Regions from separate parts of the Homo sapiens genome. Here region 2 is linked to region 1. The links are chromatin loops, found by intact Hi-C in ENCODE. Cell type or tissue: IMR-90. All regions are shown on one strand. Each heading gives the region's core, and the rest is flanking DNA. Links, peaks and the distances in the headings are about the cores only. Region 1 holds the start of LOC107987137 (a long non-coding RNA gene). Region 2 has its middle 8.7 kb from the start of RXRA.

Region 1 (11,980 bases), core at 2,171-10,170:
TCTTCATCATGTCACCCATGAACACATTGCAATCATCATTCATGGGGCCAAAATGCTCTGCTGGGGTCAAAGCAGCCCCAGCAAATGCTGACTCTCCGCTTTCCTTTGTCTCCTTTAGACACAGCCAGAACACTCTCTGCCAACTCTCTTCTGAAAACCTGTTTGGGAAATTATTTGGCAAGGGAAGTCTTGGCACACACTGGGGGACAAGCAGGGCGAAGAGCTCAGAACCTCGGCTCCCAGGTCCACAGCAACTGGGTGTGTTACTCGGGCCCTGGACCTCCCACACCAGTGTGGCAGGGTCTCTACGCACTAGAGGGGCCCCCGAGGGACCTCTCCTGGCCACGTTGGAGCCAGTTCGTCCCGCTGGTTGGAGATTTCCAGTTCCCCTCTGAGTTCTGGCCCATCAGCCTTTCTGCCACAAACCAACCCAACCACGTGGACGGTGTGTGGCCAACTAGGCCGCAGCTCCACGGAGGCCTCCCTTGCTGGGGGTGCTGGGGCTGGAGCTGCCTGAACTTGGCAGGGCTAGGCCCATGGGGCCCTATGGATTAGCAGAAGTGAGCCAGAGCCGCTGCCCAGCGGCCTCCAAGGCTGCAGGGGGTGGGGGGCTGAGACTCGGGTTGGTGGCTGGAGAGAAGTCCAGGCGGTGGAGCCGGGAGCCAGGGGCTCACCCTTCTCCTCAGGAGGAGAGCTCGGGTGGCTTGTGCCGAGAGGTGGGGTGCTGGGGCATTCCCTGAGCTCCATGCCACTGCCTTACTTATTGTGCCTCACTGAAAACATACCACATCCTCGTAGCATAGGCACCCATTTTACAGATGGGGAAACTGAGGCCAAGAGATGCCATCACTTATGAGCTGCTCATCAGCAGAGTCTGGCCTCCAGATCTAACGCCTCCTCCCTGGCCTTTTAGCTGCTGTGGAGAAAGAAGGCAGAGGGTAGCCCACAGGGGAGGCCCCAAGAGAGGAGTGATGGCGACTCAGGGCTGGGAGATGGGGCTGCCATTGGAGGCACCCTGGAGTGGAAAGGAGGGTTGAGGTCAGAACGGGGAGGGTGTAAGTCTCTCCCACCCTCCCTGCCCCCCTGCACCTGAGGCTTGCTCTTCCCTGCTCCTACCCCCAAGAGCTTCACCCAAGCCTTGCACTCCTGCCCTCACTGGCTTCATACCCCAAGTCCACCTGGCTGGGGTTGTGGAGGAGGCCACATGGCACGGCCACTGTGGGCAGCAATGTCATTGTCCTTCCAGGACCCTTAGAAGCCACAATCCCACTGCCCTCTGGCCTGGCAAGGGTGTGACTGCCCCCAGCCCCTGCAAAGGGGATGACATGTCTCATTTGTTGCTGTTGGCACCATGGCAGGAATTGTCAAGGGTGACTTATTCAGGACCAAATGCACAGCCCAGTGGATGCTGCCAAGACCTTGCATTCATCTGCTGATTGGAGGCGGTGGCGTTTAAGACCCACTTTATAAATCACGCCTGTGTGCACATGGGGGATGATTAAAAACCCCACAGGGCTTTGAACAACCATGAATACATAGGGCAAGGGCAGCTGGTGCCCTTGCAGATTGGTGGAGGATGTGCCCTCTGGGGTGGGCGAGGGGCAGTGTTTGCAGCTGTAATAGTCTTCAGGGGCTTTCTGTCCTATGACCTTTGTTGAGCACCTACTATGTGTCAGGTATCACGAGAGCCAGTGTGGGGTGGTGTCAAAACCTGGGGCTCAAACTCCAGGGCTGCCTCTAGCTCCCAAGTAATCAAACTCAAGTAATTTCACCTGTTTGGGCCTCATTCTCCTAACCAAGGGAGACCATCTGACTCACCAGTAGGAGTTATGAGGGGAGGTGTAGATAGAGCAGCCGGCTCAGCCAGGCCCTGGGGAGCATGTGGTAAAGGGAATTCCCTCACCTCCTGGCCCCCATTTCCTCCCTTCTTGGGCCAGTGGAGCATGTGAGAACCTGGTCTCTGCCTCAACTACAGGGTGGTCCCTCTGCAACTCCAGGAGTGGCCTGGTAGGTCAGCATTTTTCACTACCTACTGCATGCAGGTTGTGTGCAACATGCTGGGAACAAGAACGAGGAGGATACACAGATAAGGGTTCTAGGGCTCATCGTCTCTGGGGACAGGGATTGAACCATCCAAGCCTTCTTGTAGAAGTGAGGGTGTCTGTGGTACTGAGTGAGGGGCCCCTGAGGGGATAAGGAGGGACATGGGATGTGAGTAGTGGTAGACAGGGCCAGGTGGGGTGCCAATTTAACCCTTCATGCCTCAATATTCCCATCATGGAAAAGGGACCTTTCGTCACTTTCTAAAAAGGAACAGGAAGTAGTAGGAAAACCAGAAAGTGGAAGGTGGGACCTGTCTGACTTCAGGTCAGACAGTAGCTCGGCTGCCTCTGCCTCCCCTAGTGGCATCTGAGGGCGTCAGTGGAGTGCTGCTGTGTGTCCTCTGTCCACATGGCCCCTGCTGCTGGGCTGTCACTTGGCCCCTGCTGCTGGGCTGTCACTCAGCCCCTGCTGAGTGGGGTTGCTGTGAGAATTACAATATTGAAAAGCTTGTCCTCTGGGAAGAGCATTGTGCCCACTGGCTATTACCAGTGTGCATTTTGTTTTCCCTCATCCTGACCTCAGAGTGGGGCTGCCTGTTCTGACCTCAGAGTGGGGCTGCCTGCTCCTGCCTGCCCAGGATGCTGATAAGGGGACACTCGGCTCAGGGAGTGGAAGCTTGGCCTGGAGGTTCCCAAGACTGGGACAAGAGGGTCTGATCCATCTGGGGAGGGGCCCTTCCTTCCAGAATCCCAGGGGAGGTCCAGGAGGGGCCAGTGGAGAACAGAGCAGAGCCAAGAGAGAGCAAAGGTTCCCAGGCAGTTTCCCTCAGGGAGCCCACCTGGTTTCCAGCTGGCTCCATCCACTGGTTCTGGACTATGTGGGCGGGAGGAGCCCAACAGAAGGGGCTCAGGCTGGGAGAAGACTCAGCCCCGGGACAGAATCCTAGGCCTGGGGGAGGGGAAGCAGTGACAGGGCCATCCTATCTGAATTCTCCCCACCCTCATCTCCTAGGTCTGCTGGGCAATGCCTCCTGCACCTCTGGGGAGGGGTGGGGCAGTACAGGAAGACCCCTCTCCCAACTTGGGAGAGTGATGGGCAGCCCCCAGCCCCGCCCCATATCCGTCAGCTCTTGGTTCAAGGCTGGGGTCAGCCTGAGGTCGCAATGCCTTTGTGTGTGTCTGTGAGGGGGTGGCCCCTCTGTGGGCCTTTCACGTGGCTGTAGACCCTGCTGGCTTTTCAGCCAGGGCCCTGGAGGGAAGGAGGGCTGTGAGCCCCCAGATGCTCCGACACGGCCCAGGCACTATTCATCAGAGCCGATTTGTCAAACGGGTTTGGAGGCAGCTGCAGACAGTGAGGGGAGGGCTGGCCTCATGGGCTCTGCCTGGGCAGGTGCTGGCCGAGAAGTGCCAGCCCCAGGAGCTGAGCAGGGTTTTGGGGTGGACAAGGTTTCTTGACTTTGGACTTGGGACACGTGGGAGAAGGGTCCTGGCCTGGCTGTCTTTACACAAGAGCCTGGGGCTTGAGTAGCAGAGGGGAGGCCCGCCAGGGGCTGTCCCATCCTGTGCAGTGTGGCCTGGGGTGAGTCACCTCGGTTTCCATTGGAAGAGGGGCTGCGTGATAGCCCAACAGCAGGGGCCTTGTGGACAGGGGACACACAGCAGTGCTCCATTGACGCCCTCAGATGCCACTAGGGGAGGCGGAGGTGGCTGAGCTACTGGAGATGGGGAGACTGAGGCCCCAGTGGGAGCTCAGGTGGGGGGGGTCCCTTTGTCCTGTGAGAGCCCCTCCCCTCCCCAGCTGAGGCCCCAGCCTCCTTATCACAGGTTGTACCCAGGGTCACCTGGGGTGGGGATTTCTTTGTCCCTTTGGGGTCCTCAGGCTCTGTTGTCAGGGAGCCAGCATGGACGGATGGCCCGTCGTAGGGGGCAGGTGGCCTGAAGCCAGTGAGGACAGACAGACGGACAGCAGCACACCAGAGCTCCTGCCCAGCCACCCTGCCCTCGTGCCAGCCTCCCTCACTTCCCTAACTCCTGATTTTTCATCAAAACAGCACACAGGCTTTCAGCCTGTCCAAGGTCACGGGGCTGCAAGGGGAGCTGAATGAGGCCATTACATTGGCTTCTAATGTCCCTGTGGCCGCAGCTCAAAAGCTGCCTCGATCAAGCACCCGGGACATTCCAATTTCCGCCTGTCCCGAAGCGATCGTATCAGGGCCTGAGTGATCTCCTCGCTGGCGGGCAGCGGAGATGCAAGGGCAGGCAGTCGGCCAGGAGCCCCCACCCACAAGGCCACCCCTGAGCCCAGCCATCCCCTCCCTCGGGAACAAAGGGAGTCTCGGGCCATGGCCGACAGGGCTGAGAAACAGCTGCATGCTGCCCGTAATCGTCTCCCTGAGTCCCACTCAGGCCCTGTGCTGGGGTTGGGCTCAGCTCATCACTAGCTGGCACCCTGTCATTCCATTCTTTTTCCCCTGGAGGGGCTGGGGGAAGGCAGGAGCAGCCCTCACATGCCACCCATGTGGGGAGGCGAGGGGGCTCAACGGCTCAGGGGCTCAGAGGGGCAGCAGCCCTCCTCGGGCGTCCTCAAGACCGCAGGCCTCTGTCACTCCCTTATAAACGGCCCAGGGTTCTAGGGAGTTGGCTGCAGCTGGGCCTCATAGCAGCCCCCAGCCTGCCAACTTTGGGCAGGAGCTTGGAGCCAGATGGCCTGGGGTTGAGAATGTGCTGGTGCCTGGGGGTCCCTGAGCCTCACCCCCGGGGATCTCCATGATCGCCCGGATGTCAGCGCACAGCCGCTCATTTGTAAAGATCTTTGTTCCCGAGCTGGTGGCTGTGGGATGAGAAACCAGTTTTTAGAACCTGACTAAGCAAAAACAGGAAACAACCCAGATGTCCCTCAGCTGGGGCTGAATAAACAGGCTGAGGCCCACCCCTGCAATGGAATACTACTCGGTGACAAAAAGGCGTGCATCGCCGGAGCTGCCCCGCTGATGCTGCCTCCCGAGGCTGTGCTAGTCGGGTTCTGCTGTCGGCACAGAGCTCAGGCTGCTGTTGCCAGGGCCGTGGGGCTCCTTGTGGGGATGGAGTGTGCTATATCTTGATTATGGTCACAGTTACGTGACCGCATGCATTGGTCAAACCTCCCAGAGCTGTGGATGAAGAAGCGGCGTTTTCCTGTATGTAATGTGCTGTATGTAAATAAAACACTGGAAAGGGCTCTTTCTTTGCACGCGACACAGACAGCAGCCTGCAACGGGCCCAGCTGGGCTCTGCTGAGAAAGCAGAGGCGGCTCCACGCTCACCGTGACAGCCGGGAGAGGACCTCACGCCGTTTGTCCCTTCATCCCTCGCTGGGCCTGGAGCCCAGGAAGGGCTCTCAGGATGGGGGTCTTCTCTCACAGGCCTGGCTGCCCGTGGACAACAGTGGGGCCCTCCCCAGCACTTGCCTGGCCTGGGGGAGAGTGGCCAGCGGGGCGGGCCTCGAGGGGGGACTGGGAGGTGTCCTTGGGCTGAAAGGCAGGACTCTTGTCAGGAGGAGCCCTGCTTCCATTGACATAACAGCTGGGGAAGTGTCACCAAACTCACAAACAAGCCAACACCAAAAAGGTTAAGCCATGTGGGGGAGGGCGAACAGAGGGCGAGGAGTGGCACCTCAGAGCCGCTCAGCCCCTCGGCTTCTCTCTCGTTCTAGCCAGATGCCTTCAAAGGTCGTTGGCTAAGTAAGCATTGGGACTCCCATTTCCTCCTGCACGGCAGCAACAGAGATTCCAGGACTGCTCCGGAGAAGGGCCGGCTCCCTCCTTTCCTGCAGACTGGCTCCCAGCCTCTCCCCCAGGGCCTCCCACAGCCCTCTGCGGGAATTACCTGCAGGTAAAGCAGCCTCTATGTGTCCTCTCCTCCCTGAGAATCTCGGGCCTTTGCCATGGCCCTGGTAACACACAACTACTACGTACGCTGGGGCCCTATTATCCTATTGGCCAATTATCCTATCGGCCACATTAGATTGGCCACCTGTAACTGAGTTACTTTCCCTGACAACGGAGGAATGGGGAGCCCCGGGTAGGCTGTCCCAAGGAGGCGCAGGCTTTCAGCTCCTATACCCTTCAGGTCAGGAGAACTGGAGGGAGAATGAAGGAATGAAGGCAGCCATTCCCAATGTCTGTGGATGGCTTTGGGCCGTCTCATCATTCCCATTTCGCTGATGAGAAAACGGAGGCTGAGAGCGCCCAGATAACCTCCTTGATGGGACTGAATGCATCCGGCCCGGGGACTCCTAACCTCAGCTGCTCTGGAGAATGCCCCCAGCCCAACCCAGGCTGCTCCTGGACCACATATATCAGTATCCTGGGGTGCAGCCTGGGCACCAGCATTTTGTAATGCTCCCAGGTGAGGGGCATCCTGGGCCACTGACGACCCCTCATCCTCACCCTCCTCAGGCCAGGGGCACTCCCTGTACCATCTGAAAAGAAAATCATAGCTGAGAGATAACTCACCTCACACACAATTTTGCAAGAGTCAATATAACGCCCTGTTATATGGAGGAGGAATTAAAGGGAAATTGTATGATAAAATCATATGTTTTTCAATATGTAAAGGCCTGGCTCTGTCTCCAAGGGGAGCCCAGAAGCCCCCCCGAGGCATGCCTGTGTCATCTTATCCCCGTGCCAGCCCCCATGGCTGATGCGGACGGGCCAGGCCTGGCGTTCCAGACTCCAGCAGCTGAGCATGTACCTGTGATGTGACTTTCCCAGGTGGTCAAGTTCCAAACGCAGCAACGTGTCCTCCCTTCAATGGACACAGGAGATGCTTTCCTGGAAAAGCCAGCGAGGATTAACTGTGCAGCAAAGATCCCCAGGATATATTTTCTAAGGTTCTAGCTCAGGTAATTATAAGCAGCCTCTTTGCTTACCTGAACGTCTGGCAAGACCAGGGACAGAGTTACCTGCAGGGCTGGCCTGTGTATTTACTGAAGGTCATTGTGACAACTCAAAACAGCCCTTCCTGAAGTTCCAAAATGCCCCTTGGGAGGGGAGCCACCTAGTGTTCAGCCATTTTGATGTGTCCTGGTGACAACAGACACTCTGGGGACAGGAGGAGCTTGCAGGAGGGTTACTTGCTGCAGGGCCTGGTGGGCCACCCATGTAAAGCTTGCAGCCATCAGTGTCTGGAGGGCTGGAGAGGGGTCAGGGTGGCAGGGACATCCCACAGAGAGGCCAGGGTGGGACCAGTGTGAGGAGAGAGGCAGAAATGATGTTTTAATGCAATGTTTTAAATAAAGTTAATGCAAAATGAATGCAAGATATCTATGAGGAAGGAAATATTGAAGTTTTGGAGGAAAAGGGTCGGTGGTCCTGACGTTCCCTTTTGCCCCAGGCTCTGGGGCCAGGCAGGGCGCTGCCGGACACTGGTCTCTGATGGCCTCTCTCCATGGTAGAGGCCTCCTTGGCTCAGGGTGGTGGAAACCCGGTCTTCTGTGCATCTGCAAGATCACATCTGGGTGATCAGTAGCTCCCCACAGATGGCTGCAGGGCTGTGGGGCTTGGGCAGAGCCCTCACAAGGTGGCTGTGCTAGGCTGGGTGTGGCTGACCCACTTGGGGTGCTTTGCAGCCTTGAGGCCCCTTCAGGCAGGCACAGAGGTGGGAGCCACTGGAGGGTGCCCTGTGGGGCACAGGTGTCAGGCGGTCTGGGCTGGCAGTTCTCAGCCCAGCCGGACACATGAGGCTGGTTCTTTTTTTTTTTTTGAGACAGAGTCTCACTCTGTCGCCCAGGCTGGAGTGCAGTGGTGCAATCTCCACTCACTGCAAGCTCGGCTCCTGGGTTCACGCCATTCTCCTGCCTCAGCCTCCCGAGTAGCTGGGACTGCAGGCGCCCACCACCACACCTGGCTAATTTGTTGTATTTTTAGTAGAGACGGGGTTTCACCGTGTTAGCTGGGATCGTCTCGATCTCCTGACCTCGTGATCCGCCCGCCTCGGCCTCCCAAAGTGCTGGGATTACAGGCGTGAGCCACGGCGCCCGGCCCACTGGGATTGGTTCTAAGCATCCTCTGCCCGGGCCACACTCAGGCCAGTAAAATCCCAGTCTCTGGGGGTGGTGTCTGGGCAGGAATGTTTTAGAGTCTCTCCCCAGGTGACTCTACCATTCAGCAAGGATTGAGAGCCCTTGGGACCCACCTGACCTGCCTGCCTGAGTTTGGGTGACCATGCTTCTGTGTGGGCGGTGCCACTGCTGCCTGTCCCTTTCTCGGAGAGGCCTCACGGCCGAGGCGTGCGTTCTTTTTTCCCGGCACCGTCACCACCCGTGTTGTCCTCACTTGAAAGGTGGCCATTTGAGATCTACAGGACCGTGCCTAGTTCACAGATGGGGCGGCCACTAACATTCTTACGGTCTTCACCTTGCGCTAGAACTTTCCAGGTGTGTTCTTAAAGCTCTCAGGGGAGCCCTGGGCTGTCAGCACTCTCCTATTGCCCCATTTGACAGACCTGGAAGCCGAGGGGCAGAGGGCCCAAGTCTCTCGGCCCAGTCCCTGGCAGGACGAGGAGAGAGGGAGCTGGAACCCGGGTCTCCACACTCGCTCCAGCCCCTGCCCCACGTTCTCTCCCTTCAGGGTGAGACCTTTCTGTGCCCTTTCTACGTCACCTGGAGCCCGTGACGCCCGCTCATCTGTCTGGCTGGAATCGCCGCCTGGCCCCTCACCACGGTTATTGCCTTTCGTGCCGAGTTGCCCGGGTTTGCTGTGTTATTGGCTCGTTTTTCATTCTGCATCTGCAGTAGCCAGACTTGGAGATGAAAAGCATGTGGCGCCTAACCATGATGAAAGAGGGGCGCCTGCGAGTGCCTGAGCGTCTGAAAAGGACCTTTTAGAGGCGGAGGAGCAGAGGAGGAGAGTGACTGCGGGCTCAGCTGGCCCCGTGGCCCCGTGGCCCCGTGGTCTGGATGGCGTGGCTGGAGTCTGGCCTCTCAGAGCCGAGGCTTCCCGAGCTGTGAGGCGAGAGAGAGAGAGAGATTCACCTTGCAGAGTTCTACGGCGCGGCACGGAGCGGCCATTCCATAAGCATCGTTGCCGTAGCTGTAATATGTTATCACTATAACGTATATCTATGAGTCATAAAATAATAGAACTATTTTATTTTGGAGATCTCTTAGAAAACATAAACAGGAGAAAGAACCATGAAATGGGTGACTTGAGAATAGCTTCCGCTCCGATATTCAATTACCCTTCCCGCTCTCTCCCCCTCTCTCTCCTTCTGCAATTTGATTATTTCGGGGCCCACAATGCACCTGTGCCAACATCCCTGGGCCTCTCCTGAGGGCGCACACGAGTGAAATAAACAGGCCTTGTCTGCGCCCTCTCTCTTTGGGAGTGTCGTGGGTATGGAGACCCCCTACAAAGTCATTTTATCTCTCAGGTTCGTGGGTGAGCAGGAGCGTTGGGGACACAGTGCCAGTCTGTGTACCCTGGTGGTGTTTTCCTCGTTCCGAGAGATTAAGTAACACGCACCAGGTTACAGAACAACCGAGGGGCAGGGCTAGGCTTCTAACTCAGGTGTCTGGAACACAGTGTTTTCCATTTCAATATTCAGTCGTCATTCAACAAACAGTGATCACATGGGTTCCAGGGCGCTATGCGTGGGGGGCTGGGTGAGTAAGAACCCGGTCCCATGGCAGCCGCATTGTGGTGGGAGAGTGAGAAAATAAACATAGGCCAGGCAAAGGCCCAGGATAACTTCAACGCCACCGAGGGCTTTGGGAAGAGGCCCCAAGGGGATGTGTCAATGGCGATGGGGTCTGATACGCAGGGTGGGCAGCAGAGGGCTCCGGGGGAAGGCAGGGCCGCAGACACCTGCTGCTGTCTCGACAGCTTGTGAAGTTTCCATGTGGGCTCATGATTTGGGGAAATTTGTCCCTTGTTGTAGCTACAGATGAGAATAGGATGAGGGTGCCAGCTATTGGTCAGTTTGCCACTGGCCACCGTCTAGCCCTGCCCTTCAGTGGCTAGACCCTCACCAGAGACTTGGGTGCCAGGGACCCATGAGACCTGCCCCTTGCGGTATATGGGAATTCTGTACCTTCCTCCCAGTTTTGCTGTAAACCTAAACAGTTCTTAAAAAATAGAAAAAAAAAAAACAAACAACCCCACAGAACTCCACCCCACTAACTGGCCCCTTGGAGAAAATGGTGAGCCCACCCTGAGAAAAGGCCAGTGCTCTGGAAATCTCTCTTGTTCTGTTCATGAGGCATCATCATGGGTGGGAAAGAAATGCATAGATTTTCTGTGATATTTCTCTGCTTTTCCGGGGGGTAAGTACACCCCAAAGGGTATGTGTGCATTTGGAAGGTTTGCAGGTTCTGTGGCAGGCCTATTTCCTGCCAGTCAAGCAAGGTTCCCAATACTGGAGGCTTCCTCCAACCTGGTCCGAAACAAACGTGGTGAGTCCGTCACAGCGCAGCTCCTGGAGCCTCGGAACCCCCACAGCCCCGGCAGCCACTGAACTGCAATACCGGTCCCTCTGTGCTTCTCTCCTGGCTTCGCTCCACCTGTGCTCTGGCACCTGAGGTCTGTTGACAGTGTTGCCTCACCATGCATGGGTGCTGCCATGTGGCAGGAGGCAAAGGTCTCAGCATCTTTTTTTTTTTTTTTTTTTTTTGACAGTCTCGCTCTGTTGCCCAGGCTGGAGTGCAATGGCATGATCTCGGCTCACTGCCACCTCTGCCTCCCGGGTTCCAGCGATTCCCCTGCCTCAGCCTCTCGAGTAGCTGGGATTACAGGCACCCACCACCACGCCCAGCTAATTTTTGTAGTTTTAGTAGAGATGGGATTTCACCACGTTGGCCAGGCTTGTTTTGAACTTCTGACCTTAGGTGATCTACCCGCCTTGGCCTCCCAAAGTGTTGGGATTACGGGCGTGATCCGCTGCCTCGGCTAACATCTTTTTATCCTGTTACCGAGGTGGGCAAAAGCCCAGGAGGCCGGGACGGGGTGCAGCTGGTCAGCAGGGATGCTAATGGCTGAGAGGGATCCTGAGATCCACCTCACTGGTGGTCATGTGTGTCTGGGACCCTCCTCTGTGGCCCTGGGCCATGGCAGACCTTCTCTCTGGACAAGTTGCTATGTACTGTGCAGCTCTGACTCACCGGGGGAAATTTGGAGTGGGAAGTTTGGGAGGGATCTGGAGAAGTCAGGAGGGGACAGCATAGCTGGAGGACAATGGGGAGAGGAGTAGGCCCCCTGCAAGCCTGGGCAGGTGGCAGCTCTGCCCCAGCCCCTGCAGGTTGGATCCCATGGCAGTCACTGTCTGGCATCCACGGCCAGCATACCTGAGAGCTTGTTCGAGCCGCCCTTAGCCGTTTATAACACATCCCCCCATCGATGATCTCCAGCTTAATTTAGCTCTTCCTGCAGCCCCAGGAGGCAGGCTTCGCCACTGCACTTCACAGATGCTCCAACCTGACCCCCCATCCTCCCGCCGGCCATAACCACTGGGCACTGGCCTGCCAGCCTCTGTGCTGCCACTGTCAGCTGGAGAGAGAGCCGATGGCTCCTGGCACAGCCTGGAGGGTTAAAGGAGGCACGGTGTCTGGGGCTGGCCCAGTGGGCATTCCGTGTATCATGCTTGTGTGTCTGAATTTCCTTCATTAAAGCATTTGTTTTTATTGAAGTGAAATTAACACAGCATAAAATTAACTATTTTAAAGTATACAATTCAGTGGCATTTAGTTCATTCAGAATGTTGTACAACTACTTCTATCTAGTTCCAAAACATTGTCACCATCCCCAAAAAGGAGACCTATACCCATGAGCAGTCAACTCCTCACTGTCCACCCCTCATCCCCCGAAGCCACCAATCTGCCCCTTCCCCTCCCCTCTTCTCTCCTCTCCTCTTCTCTCCTCTCCTTTCCTTTCATTTCCTTTCCTGACAGGGTCTCACTCTGTCAC
Region 2 (11,980 bases), core at 2,001-10,000, 100 kb after region 1:
TTGTTTTGTGCATTCCCTGGGATGTTCTACATAAATCACTAATTATATCATCTGCAAATAGAGACAGTTTTACTTCTCTTCCGGGCTCTACGTATTTTATTTCATTTTCTTGGCTTATAGCAATGTCTAGGATCCCTGGTACAATGTCGAATAGAAGTGGCAAGAGAACATCCTTGCTCGTTCCCAGTCTCGGGGAAAACAAGTCAGTTTTTTACTGTTAAATATGATGTTTGCTGTCAGGTTGTTCTGCTTTTATTTTGTAGATTCTTTTTATCAGTTTGAGGAAGTTTCCTACTATGTTTAGTTTTCTAAATGTGTTTAGCATAAGTGGATGTGGAATTTTGTCCATGGTGTTTCTGAATCTTTTAAAATAATATTTTCCTATAATTTTTCTCCTTTCATCTGTCAATATGGTGAAGTCTATTGACTGTTTTTCGAATGTTAAATCAACATTGCATCCCACTGGTCATGAGGTATCACCTTTTTAACTTAATATTGGATTTAATTTGTTAACATTTTGATAAAGATCTTATTATACTTTTAAAATCTATTTTTCTTAAATGTTTAATAAAAGACTCGAATGTTGATAGAATTCACCAGTGAAACCATCTGGGCCTGGAGTTTTCTTCTGGAAAGATTTCTGATAACAAATTCAATTTCTTTAATCGCTGTAGGGCTGATCATATCTTCTGTTCCCTTTTGTGTTGATTTTGGTAAGTTGTCTTTTTCAAGAAATAATACAGTTTCCTCTACGTTGACATATTTTTGGCACAAGTTGTTTTTAGTATTCCCATATATCTTATTGATGTTTATAGGGTCTGTGATAACAATCACTTTCTCATTCCTGAAAATGATGATTTTCGTACTCTTTCTTTTTTTCCTTGACCATTCTAACTAAGGGTTAATCAATTTTGTTATTTCCAAAGAAACAGTTTTTGCCTTTCTCAACTTTCTCAAAGGTCTACTTATTGATTTTTTGCTCTTATCTTTATTATTTCCTTCCTTCTACTTACTTCTGACTTAGTTTACTCCTTTTGTTTTTGTTTGTTTGTTTTTTTGAGACAAGGTTTCACTCTGTCACCCAGGCTGGAGTGCAGTGGCATGATGATAGCTTACTGCAACCTTTAACTCCTGAGCTCAAATGATCCTCCCACCTCAGCCTCCCAAGTAGCTGGGAGTTGAGGTGCATACTACCATGCCTGGTTAATTTTTAAAAGGTTTTTTAGAGACAGGGTCTCACTATGTTACCCAGGCTGGTCTCGAAATCCTGGGCTCAAGTTATTTTCCCTCCTCTGCCTCCCAAAGTGTTAGGATTGTGGGAATGAGCCACTTTACCCAGCCTCTTTTTTTTTTTTTAAGTCATCTTAAGGTGAAACCTCAGGTCACTGATTTTAGATCTTTCTTCTTTTCTAATATAAGCATTTAATGCTATAAAGTTCCCTCTAAACACTGCTTTAGCTGCATCCCACACATGTTGACATGCAGGGCCATTTTTCAATCGCAATTTTATTCCCTATTTTTGGAGAGGGCAGGCTGGATCCAGAGGCCACAGATATGATACCATTTCCAGGCACTAGGGCAGAAATAGGCCCGTGATTGGGTGAATTCTTGCAGTGCTGGCCTGCTATGGGAGCGCTGGGTAATACCATGGATTCCTGTACAAGCCCCATTTCCCTTGGGCTCCTTCTGCCCCAACATCTCAGACCTCACCAGCCTCCTCTCAGCAGCCCTTCCCAGCCTCAGAAGCTTCCAACAGCTCCTGACTCCTCTTTGGAGCAGGGATTAGTGCCTGTGGGGAATCTACACTGCCTGCCCCAAGCCTGCTTGCAGCCTGACCCTCTCTGTCCATTCATTCTCTGCTGCTGTGGCATGACTAGCTAGCCCTGTCTTGTCATACCCATTGTGTCATTGCTCCAGGCCGCTGGTCCAACCCACATGGTGCCAGAGTCCATTCCTCTCTCTGGACCTCCGTTTCTTCCTGCATGAACTAGCAGTCTTGGTCCTCATGGCTGACATGAGTCCTGTCCTTCTCCTCACTTGGGAATCTTTGTCCCCTCCTCCTCTAGGCTGGCACTTGGTAATCACAGTGGTAGCACAACCCACAGTGCTTTGGTCTCCTCCTCACTCTGGTCCTTGCAGAGACTTTATTGCCCCATTATACAGATGAGGAAAGGGGGTTTGAAGGTGCTGAGAGCCTTGCCCAGGCTCATGGGCACACGATTCATCTATGGAAGCGTGGAAAGCGCAGGACAGGTCTCACTGCTGCCAAGAGCTGTGGCTTCCCAGTGGCCGGGAACCTGCCACTGTGACCGGGACAGCTCTTGGTAAGCATCTAGACAGCTGGCTCGAGGCTAACGTGGAAGTGGTACTGGTGTCTGCTTGTTCTCGCTGGAGCTGCTGGCTGGGCGCAGGGCTGGGCCCTCTGCTGTCAGAAGGAGTGCCTTCTCCTAAAGAGGCCCTGGCAAAGGCACAGGCCGGGGAGGCCGGCTCAGAGGTCTGGGACACACGCCTTGAAGGAGAACAGTCGACCTCCTTTCTCTGCCACACAGATGAAATCTGGGGCATGCCTGGGAGTCTTCCTCCCCTCTTCCCACAGTCAAATTCTAATTTTCTTAAAGCAAAAGTACATGATTTGCCGCAGATGTGCGCTGCGCCCTGCTTTTTGGCCCTACAACTCCCCAGGAGGTGCCACTAGTGGTGCCCATTTTACAGGTGAGGAGGCTGAGGCTCAGGGCCGTGACTTGTCCCAGGACACAGCCAGGAGGTAGTGAAGCCCAGATCTGCCCACTCCCACTGGCCAAACCACAATTCTCTCATCACATGGGACTCCAACCCGTCTTGGCATACCCTGGAGAGTGCTGGGAACTGAGGCCTCCATGGGGCTCCAACCTGTCTTGGCATACCCTGGAGAGTGCTGGTAACTGAGGCATGGAGGCCTTGCCCTCTGAGTTCCATTTCAGAGGGGAGAAGCCAAAAGTTAACTGAGGCCGGTGGGGGCCAGTCTCAGTCCCCTTGGAGGTAGCCACAGTGTGGATCTCTCCCCAGGACACACTGGCAGCTCCAGACAAAGGCCTGAGAACACGCTGGGGGGCAGTCCCAGCGCTGTGGGCACCGCCTGCCAGCACCCAGCAGACCCAGCACATCGATGAGAGTGTCCACCTGAAAGGGATATTCAGGCTCGTTCCAAGTCGGCAGCATCCACTGAGGGCTTCGTTCACCCAACATAGCAAGGACATTTGGCAGGTACACGGGACATCCGACCTGCCTCCTGACGCCGACAGCAGCCTTCACAGAAGGCCCTGCTACTGGATCTGGAGTGGAAGGAAGAAGGGTGCTGCCACGGTGCTCACTTTGGGCCTCATGGACGCGGATTTAACCCGAAGTGCTTAGCAGGCCTCACTGGTTCTGCACTTCAGCACGGCCCCCAGCAGTGTGGGGAGGGCTGCCTGGCCCCGAGAGCTGGCTGTCTGGCCAGGCTGTCTGTCCAGCACCTTTGCCTGCTGGACCGAAATCCAGCTGAGCTAGGAGCAAGGCTGACTGTAAAAGGAAAAGCCATTCAGAGTAGCTCAGGCTGGTCGTCCCGGCCATGGGAGGGGACTTGTGCTAATTCCTCTTCAGACACCAAAGGGGGTAATCGCAGGCGTGGCAGGGCCGAGAAATCCTGTTAGTCCTTTGCCCCCCAAGGCTCCCATCGAGTGGCTCCCTGACAAAGCAGCTCCAGGGCTTCCTGAGGACAGCAGGCTGGAGGCAGGCGGTGCGGACCCCCCACAGACACTAATCCTTGCTCCAAAGCAGATTCGAGGGCTGGGCGGCAGCCTCCCTGGGCTCCAGAGACTGCTGGAAGCTTCTGAGGCTTGGAAGGGCTGCGAGGCCCAGCACACGGGGTAGCATGGGCAAGCTCCTCCCTTCTTCTGGGGACTCAGAGTCCCCATGTGCAAAATTGGGGGGAAGAGCGGGGTCGGGGGAAGAGAAGACCTCCAAGGCGGTTAGGGTGGTCTTGGGCATCCGAGTCTTGCCCAGGGCGAGGGCTCTGCATTGCTCTTGGTCCTCTGGAAGGCAGTCGGGGCAGAGTGAGGCCCTTGGTTCTTCTTGGGGATGCAGGGCACCATGGCCCCAGCAGCTGAACTGGCCTGGAGGGTGCGGGGGTGGGTGTGTGTAGCAGCTCCCCAGCTCCTCCCCTGAGGAGGTCAGGGCAGCTTTGCCCTCTTGGAGCCAGGCCTGGCGGCTTCCTGGGCCCCAGTGACACAGCAGCGCGAAGCAAGTCATCTCCCTCTCAGCAAAACAGAGCCAATAATTGTACCATCTCTGCTGGAGAATGAAGCGCCTCAGGGGCCACACTGGGACGCGCCACCCTAGTGCATGTCCCTCTGGGCTCAGAACCCCCTTTCAGCAGCCTCTCAGCCTAGGGATCAAGGTCCTTCCAAACCTGGGCCACCCCAACCTCGGAGAGGCTCCCCACTGAGCACCCAAAGCACCTGTGACCCCATACCCTGCCGGTGCCCTCCCCCCACCCATGCAGCCCCATGCCCGCCCTTCTCCCCGTGGACCTGCCACCCCGACACCTGGACAGAAGCCGGCTCTGGTCCCTCATCTCCTTCTCTCCTTGGCCTTGTGGTTCAGGCCCTTGTGTCCTGTCCCCTCCCTGCTCTGTGAGTGTCTGGTCACTGTGGCAGCCATAGGGTAGCACCTAGAATCTGTGTTGGACACCGGTGCGTCACCTGTTGCTTCCCGGGCAGGGGAAGCACCTGGCCTGTGTTCCCCCCCTCTGCCCTCCACCCCTTGCCCACAGGAGGTGCTGCAAAGCCTGCGTGGCGTTGGCGGGGTGCTGGGGTCTGGAGGAGCCCAGCCAGTCGGTTGTGTTGGCAAGAGACGGGCCTGAACAAGAGCCAAGTGGCTTCTGCGTCAGCTTTTAAAACCACCAAAAGGAGCTCACTTGTCATGCTGTGGTCCAAATATTTTGGCCATTTAGATGCAACCTTCTGTGCCTCTGAAATTAGGTGTATTATTAATCTCATCCAGCCCAGTGACAGAGTGGGCAGATCAGACAAGGATCCTTGCAGCGGGATGAAGGGTGAGCATGTTCTTATCGGTGCAAAGCTGACACGGGGTGTTTCCAGAATGACACTGATGGAGTGCAGCCTGCCTGGGGGAGGGGTGGCTGGGAACCCCCGGTGATGAGGAGGGCATGGGCACAGGGCTTGCTTAGGGAGGAGAAGAGAGGGCTCCAGAGACACGGTTGCTGGCTTCCAGGGTGTCACATGGGGTGACGTGGCAGGGGGTTTCTGCAGGGGTGCTTCTGAGATAGGGCGATAGGGCCAGCTGGGGTTGGCTGCAGGCTCCAGGAGTTAGGTTCCAGATGGATTTCAGATGGGACTTTCTTGCTAACCCTACTTTTTTTCTGATTATAAAAGTAATAAAGACTCCTTGTAGAGAAGGAGGCAAAATACAAAGAAGAGTGTGAAGCCCCCATCACTCCATTAATGTTCACCAGTCGGGGGGTGGGAGGTGTTTTCCTTCAGATTTCTGTGTATACATTTATAACTGGCATCCTTTTGTGTGCAATGTTAACCGCCTTTTGTTTTCACTAAGCAATGTATTATGTTGAGCACCCATTTTGGGGGAGTAGACAGCCTGCACCATGGTCAGCCCGCAGACAGGCTGCACGGATCCAGGCACCTCGCTGGCTCCAAAACCCACGAAGTGACCCCACCCAGGATGTCAGAGTAAGAGCGTGCCTGCTTGGCTAATGTCTCTCGCGTGCCTGCTTGGCTAATGTCTCTCGCGTGCCCGCTTGGCTAATGTCTCTCTGAACCCAGAGAGCGGAGAGGACCCGTGGCTGGGCTGCTGTGTGTTGGGGGCTTTTGAGGCCAGCCTGGTGGCCAGCTCCTTGGCACTGCCAGTTGCAGGGGCTAACCACCTTGTGAGGGACAGCCCGCTTCCCCCGGGGTCTCTTGGCTCTTCCTCTCTGCCGAGTTGTGACAAGGTATGGGCGTGGTGAAGCGAGAGCTCCCCTCTCTGCCAGTGTCCATGTGGCCACTCTGTGACAGCAGGAATCCATACCCCACCCAGCCAGCTCACAGCAGGAATCCATACCCCCCCACCCCAGCCAGCTCACAGCAGGAATCCATACCGCCCCCTCCAGCCAGCTCACAGCAGGAATCCATACTCCCCCACCCCAGCCAGCTCACAGCAGGAATCCATAACCCCCCACCCCAGCCAGCTCACAGCAGGAATCCATACCCCCCCAACCCAGCCAGCTCACAGCAGGAATCTATACCCCCCACCCAGCCAGCTCACAGCAGGAATCCATACCCCCCACCCAGCCAGCTCACAGCAGGAATCCATACCCCCCCCAGCCAGCTCACAGCAGGAATCCATACCCCCCCACCCCAGCCAGCTCACAGAAGGAATCCACACCCCCCCGCAGCCAGCTCACAGCAGGAATCCATACCCCCGCCAGCCAGCTCAGAACAGCCCTGGGTCCCTGTTGGTGGCACTTCTGTTCCCCTCCTGCCTTTCTGAGTGTAGAACTTCTTAAGAGCTAAGATCCAGGGGGCCAACCCAGCCGGTGCAGCTCATGGGGAGGAACCCTCCAGGCAGCTCCATGCCCATGGGCTCAGGATAGCAACCCATCATCCCATCCAGGGATGGACTTCTCTAAAACGGCCCTGGACCCACCCAGAAGATCAGGGACAAGTCTATCAGTACCAGGACAGTCTGGAAGTTTTTGGCCATGCTTAAATTAGTTAAGGCTGGGGCCTGGCCACGGGCAAGCTTGCCTTTCGCACAACTGCTGGACTCCCTGCTGAGCATGACCACGGGCCATGGGGCTGAGATGTTCCCTGATGGAATATGCCTTGGAGAGCCTCGCCCTGGCCAGTCTGATGATCCCATTCACTAGGCTGTTTATTGAGTGCCCGCGAAGGGCTGGCCTGGGCTGGTGGCTGTATAGACATCTCATTCAAGTTACACGAGGGTGCTGCAGAGGGAGAAACTGAGGCCTGGGGTCTCGCCCGGGGGGGACTCGGGATCAGACAGCGCTGACCCCTGGGCCCCTCAAAGTCCAGGATGCCCTCTCCCACCACCTGGCCAGGGTCTACCATGGATACATAGGTATGATTAACCTGGAACACACCACATTATTTTCTCAAACACTAAATATCCCCAATCACAACAGCAGAACTTCAAACAGCAACTGTGCCACAGAAGCAAATGAAGTCAGCTGACCCCTGGGGTGTGGAAATCAGACGGAGTCCAGTCCCTCCCTTGGCTGCTGGCAGGGCAGGTGGAACCTGGGGGATGCTGGCTTCCTTTCCTGAGCGTGTACAGCCCTCAGCTGTTCCTACAGCCCTGAGCTTCAGCATCGCAGGGCAGAGACATGGGGCTGGGGCCCTGGGGTTACTTCCAGGGTTGGGTGGTCTGTGACTCTGTGGAATCTAGTGGGTGCCTCAGGGCGGGGGCCTAGTGGACAGGCTCCGGGGCCCCCAAGTGGCTTCCAGCAGGGCATGGCACCCCTATCTCACACCCCCTTTCCATGTTCAGGGGATTTTGGGAAAGGGCCTGGTAATTAAACCCTTTTAAAGCCCACTGGTCCTGGGCAGTTGTCCAGGGCGTGGGACCCAAGGCCTCCTGGTCCTATCTCCCTTTGCCTTTCCTAGGTCTCTGTCACTCCCGGGCAGGAGGAGACAGTGATGACGGGAAGGAGGTGAGGACAGGGTGAGGTCAGCCAGCCCACTCTGATAGCGCCTACTGCATGCAGGGGTCCGGCAGGCTTCGCAGGGGAGGCAGGGGAGCCTGAGACCCAGGGGTCTGCTGCCCATGGGAGGCCCCAGCAGGGTGACAGCAAGGCCCTGGAGTCTTGGGTAGGAGGCGGAGGGCCTGGTGAGAGCCCCACACATAGGTGCTCCAGTGGCCAGCCCTGCAAATGAAACAGGAGGCTGGGAACAGGGCGGGCAGGGGCCCGGGAGGATGGGGCCAGGCCTGCAGCTTAAAAAGCAGGCATGGATGCGTCTTTTGGCTCCTCAGAGATGCTCTTTCGGTCCAGCCAACGACCTGCCTACGACGGTTGTGCCTCTGCCCCGAGGAGTGGTGCCGGGGCCAGGCTGCAGACCCCTGGAGCTGGAGGGCTGCAGGCGGCTGGCCCGGCCTCCTCCTGGGTGATCTCATTTCCAGGGCAGCCCCTCCCCTCCCTGCGTCTCAGCTCAAGCGGCTCCTTCCTTGGGGACCCTCGTTAGTGGGAGAAACAAAGGCCAGTTGTCACCAGGAGCTGGCGATTCATCAGCCTCCGGCCTGGGCTCCCCCTCAGGGAGTGTGGTGGCTGTCTGCTGGGGGCTCGGAGCTGGGGGCTGGCAGGGCAGGATCTGGTGGGGCAGTGATATGGGTGGGGTGAAAAGCGTCCCCCCATTCTAATCTTCGGGGGAAAGAAAAAATGTTTTAAAAGTGCTGCCCCCCCACCCTCCGTCCAGCAGATATTTTTCTGGGTTGTCTTTGGTGCTTCCCACAGCAAACCCTACCAGGCTCCCTCGTGGGTAGATGCCCCTGAGCCTTCAAGGGGCCTTCGTCCCCGGGGCCGCGGATTCATTTACTGATAGGTAAACCGAGGCCCTGGGAGGGAAGATAATTTTTTCTAAGTATAGAAGGACTGAGATGTAAACAAGTATCCTGGTTGCCCACTAGGGCTTGGAGAGAAGCCGCTGACCCGGTGGCCTAGCTGGGCCCCTTGAAAATAGCGTCTGTGAGCATTCTGATCCCACAGCTGTGCCCAGTGGGGAAGGCGGAGACTGGAGCTCCCAGTTCCTGCCCTCAGCAAGCTCCGACCGTGGGAAGACACGGCCAGCCCAGGGCTAGAGGCACATGCAGGTTGCTGCAGGGTGCAGAGAAGCCAGCCCAGGCAGTGTGTGCATGCGTGCATGTGTGCGTGTGCGTGTGTGTGTGTGTTGGGGACTGGGGTGGAGATGGGTGAGCTGCTGAGGGCCACATTGGAGCTTAGGCAGCAAGGAATGCGGAGTGGCCAGGTGTGGATGGCCTGCAACAGCAGTCTCTCCTGTGCTAGCCTGGGGGGCTCTTGTGGGAAGAGCTCGGAGCGGGCAGGAGGGAGATGATGAAGGGAAGGGAGGGAGGGAGGGCCTGGTGAGTTTTGCTCAGGAGTTTGGACTTTATCCCAAGGGCAGTGGGCAGCATGAAAGAGTTTTTAAGCTGAGAGTGTCAGGGTTGGGGGCAGGGGGTGCTGCCTGCTTAGGCCAGGCGAGGTTGGGAACAGGCTGACGGAGAGGGGGTGGGGCCAGGGCCTTTGGGGACCTAGCCACACGTGGCTGTCCTGAGGCCTCCTCGGGGAGGATGACAGCCTCATCGGACCCTGAGCTGCAGCCTGGAGCCACGCCAGGCCCTCCACAAGCCAATGAGCGGAACAATGTGTGCCGGGCTGCGTCTGCACCCCCACTTGCTGGCAGTGTGGGGGTGGAGGGAGCCGCATTTTAAAGTACAGTTTATTTTGATGCAAGCACCGAGGGGCGTTAGGCAAACTCCTGGGCTCAGTTCCCCATCCTTCAATGCAAAACGACTCTTCTTTACGGCCCGTCAATAACCGCTGCCATCTCCTCGCCGCCGCAGAGGCCACATAGATCATATTTAAACCACACTGGTGGATGACAGAGACGTACGGATATTTTTAATCCCAACAGACTATTACGGTTCATATCATGTCTGTCAAATAAATATTATGAATCATTTCCCGTTATCTTTATGGGGGCCGCTTGACTACATCGGGGGACTGGGCTCGGGGCCTTCCCCTGCACATCCATCCCCCTCGTATGTACACATATGTGTAGGGGGAGATGTATGTAGAAAGTGTCGATAATAAATGCCCCCGATAAAACACATAATCTCCTTGCCTGATGGGCGTCTGGGGGTGCACGGTGGAGAGGTGTCAGGGAGGGGCGTGCCACCTTCAGAGCCAGGGAGGCTGGGCTGGGCCCCAGGCTGGGAGCGTCAGCCTCAGCCTGTCTCCTTAGCTCCTGTGAGACAGGCTGTCATTCTATTTCCCCGTAGTCATATTCTTGTTTCTGTGATTAGCTGGTTCTTTTCTCTATTTTATAGAAGAGACTGATGTCCAGAGAGTACCCTTGTCCAAGGGCCATGTAAGAGTTGGTGGCAGAGCCAGGCTATGGCCTCTTCCTCCTGGTACCTTCCCCAGCACCTTGTTTTCCAAGTCTGTTACCTATGTCCCTTCTCTCTGGACTTTGGTCTCACCTGGCACCGGCTGCTTTGGCTGGCCGACCTGTGCCATGAGAAGCGGGGAGGTGGTGTGGCTCATTGGAGGCTGGGGGCGGAGGTCGGTGGTTGTCTGGGGTCTTTCCTGGGGGTTCTGACCACTGACCTCAGCCCTGGGTCTGGGGACTGTGGTGCCAGAGTCACCACACGGTTTGGAGTCAGTCACTGCTGCTCTTCGCCTCAGTGTTTCCATCTGGGAAACGGGGAAACCAGAGTCTTGGTCAGCCGGGGTGGGGTTAGAGGGGATGGTACCTGGCAGTGTGCAGCAGACTGGCACCTCGGAGGCAGCTTGGAAAGCTCAGGTTCCTCCTCTCCGGACTCTCAGAACTGTTCCTGCCCTTCTTTGAGCATCTGTGACCCCTTGCGGCTGGCGCTGGGATTCGGTGGGGCTCTTTGGTGGCCCCTGGAGGGAACCCACTGTCTCTTGCCTGGAGCTGCACTGAAATCCTGGCTCTTCATTACAAACCAGCTCCTGTCCCCTTAAGCCTCACTCACCTGAACTCTTTGGCTCACGCCACCATTCAGCTCCCCAGAGTTCTGGAAGTAAGACCCCAGCTGATGACGGAGGCAGCGGCTGGCCTTCGGAGGACCTCACCTTTCTCTTCCCCTGCACTGCTTTGGGTTTGGGGTGTGCAGGGCCAGCCAGCTGACTGCTACCAGGGCAGACGCTGTCAGTGGTGACTGCCCTGCAGGCCTGCAAACATTTTGCCAGAGGGCCAGACCCAGGAGCAGAGGGGTCCTCTTCTCTTCCTCCTCCTCCCCTCCTGTCCTCTCCTCTCCCCTCCCTCCTATCCTTTCTCTTCCTCTCCACTCAGCAGAACAGACTGGAGCCCAGGTGTGGACAAGTGGCTTGAGTGTTTCCCTCTAGACTGATGGAGAGACAAGCTATGACTGAGAAAGGGGGTTCGGGCTGGGACCCCTGGGCCTAGTCCCAGTTCCATGTGGACCTGCCGGGTGGCCCCTTGCCTCTCTGAGCTTTCGGCTCTACTTCCCAGCTCGAGTCATCATCGGTCACCACAGACAAAAGGTGTTGTCCCCAAAGGAGCCACAACGGATGTGAGAGAGAGTCCCCTTAGGCTGAGGTGCTTGGGGACAGATCGGGCCACCTTGCCCAGCAGTACCCAAGCCCTTGGCCTCCCTTGTTGGAGGCTGAGCTCCCCAAACCCCTGTGAGGTCCTGCTAGTGACCAGCTCAGGACCACAGGGAACCTCTGGAAGCAGCTTAGAGCCCCGTTGGTGTCCTGGGAACTTCTGGGAGCAGTCCACCCAGACGCCAGCTTCCTCATGCTCAGCCAGCACAGAGACCAGCCTTTAAAAATATTATTCAACAAGCAATTCCCGGGACTGTTTACAAGACTGAGCCGAGACAGGCATATGAAATAGGCCAAAGTACCTTAAAAAGCGTCCCTCAGGGAAATTAAAAAAAAAAAGACCCAAACAAAAAAACAAAAAAACAAAACCTTCTTAGATCGCAGGTTGTGAATAAATGGATACTACTATAAAAATAGTTTTGGCTGTAGCAGCACATGGTGGGAAGGCTGGGGTGTTTTTTTCCATGGCTGGCTCAGACCTGGCCATTTCATATGGGGCAGCCACTATCCCGGGAGGTTTCGTGTAGAATCATTTGCACCAAAAAGCTCCAAACTGAGGGGGAGGATAAAAAGTAGTGGCCACAGAAATAACAAGCGGCATCGTCATTTTCCATCAAGGAC

The links. Hi-C counts contacts between places; a loop is a spot of excess contacts. Peaks named below come from ENCODE experiments on the same cell type or tissue, not always from the same donor. Only the 100,000 strongest peaks of a DNase experiment are listed, where the experiment ranks them.
Region 2: it touches region 1 in a loop (3.0-fold over the local background); 7 of 110 quality-filtered maps call a loop at or near these places.

The regions. Positions count from the first base shown.
Region 1 is chr9:134,210,890-134,222,869 of GRCh38, forward strand. It overlaps LOC107987137 (a long non-coding RNA gene), which reads right to left and starts at 7,774. Exons shown (of 3, transcript XR_001746962.2): 1 at 6,952-7,774; 2 at 5,907-6,853; 3 at 1-4,872. LOC101928384 (a long non-coding RNA gene) reads left to right here and starts at 8,184. Exons shown (of 2, transcript XR_244779.4): 1 at 8,184-8,457; 2 at 8,651-9,392. RefSeq lists an enhancer at 3,524-3,593. In IMR-90, for the core only: a CTCF peak has its summit at 7,077 (motif pointing left); a DNase peak (open chromatin) is centred at 5,182; H3K27ac peaks cover 3,497 bases.
Region 2 is chr9:134,311,780-134,323,759 of GRCh38, forward strand. No RefSeq gene overlaps it. Among named protein-coding and RNA genes, the nearest start is that of RXRA, 8.7 kb to the right of the region's middle. RefSeq lists enhancers at 6,463-7,321, 7,322-8,180. In IMR-90, for the core only: a CTCF peak has its summit at 6,158 (motif pointing left); DNase peaks (open chromatin) are centred at 4,892 and 6,312; H3K27ac peaks cover 1,386 bases.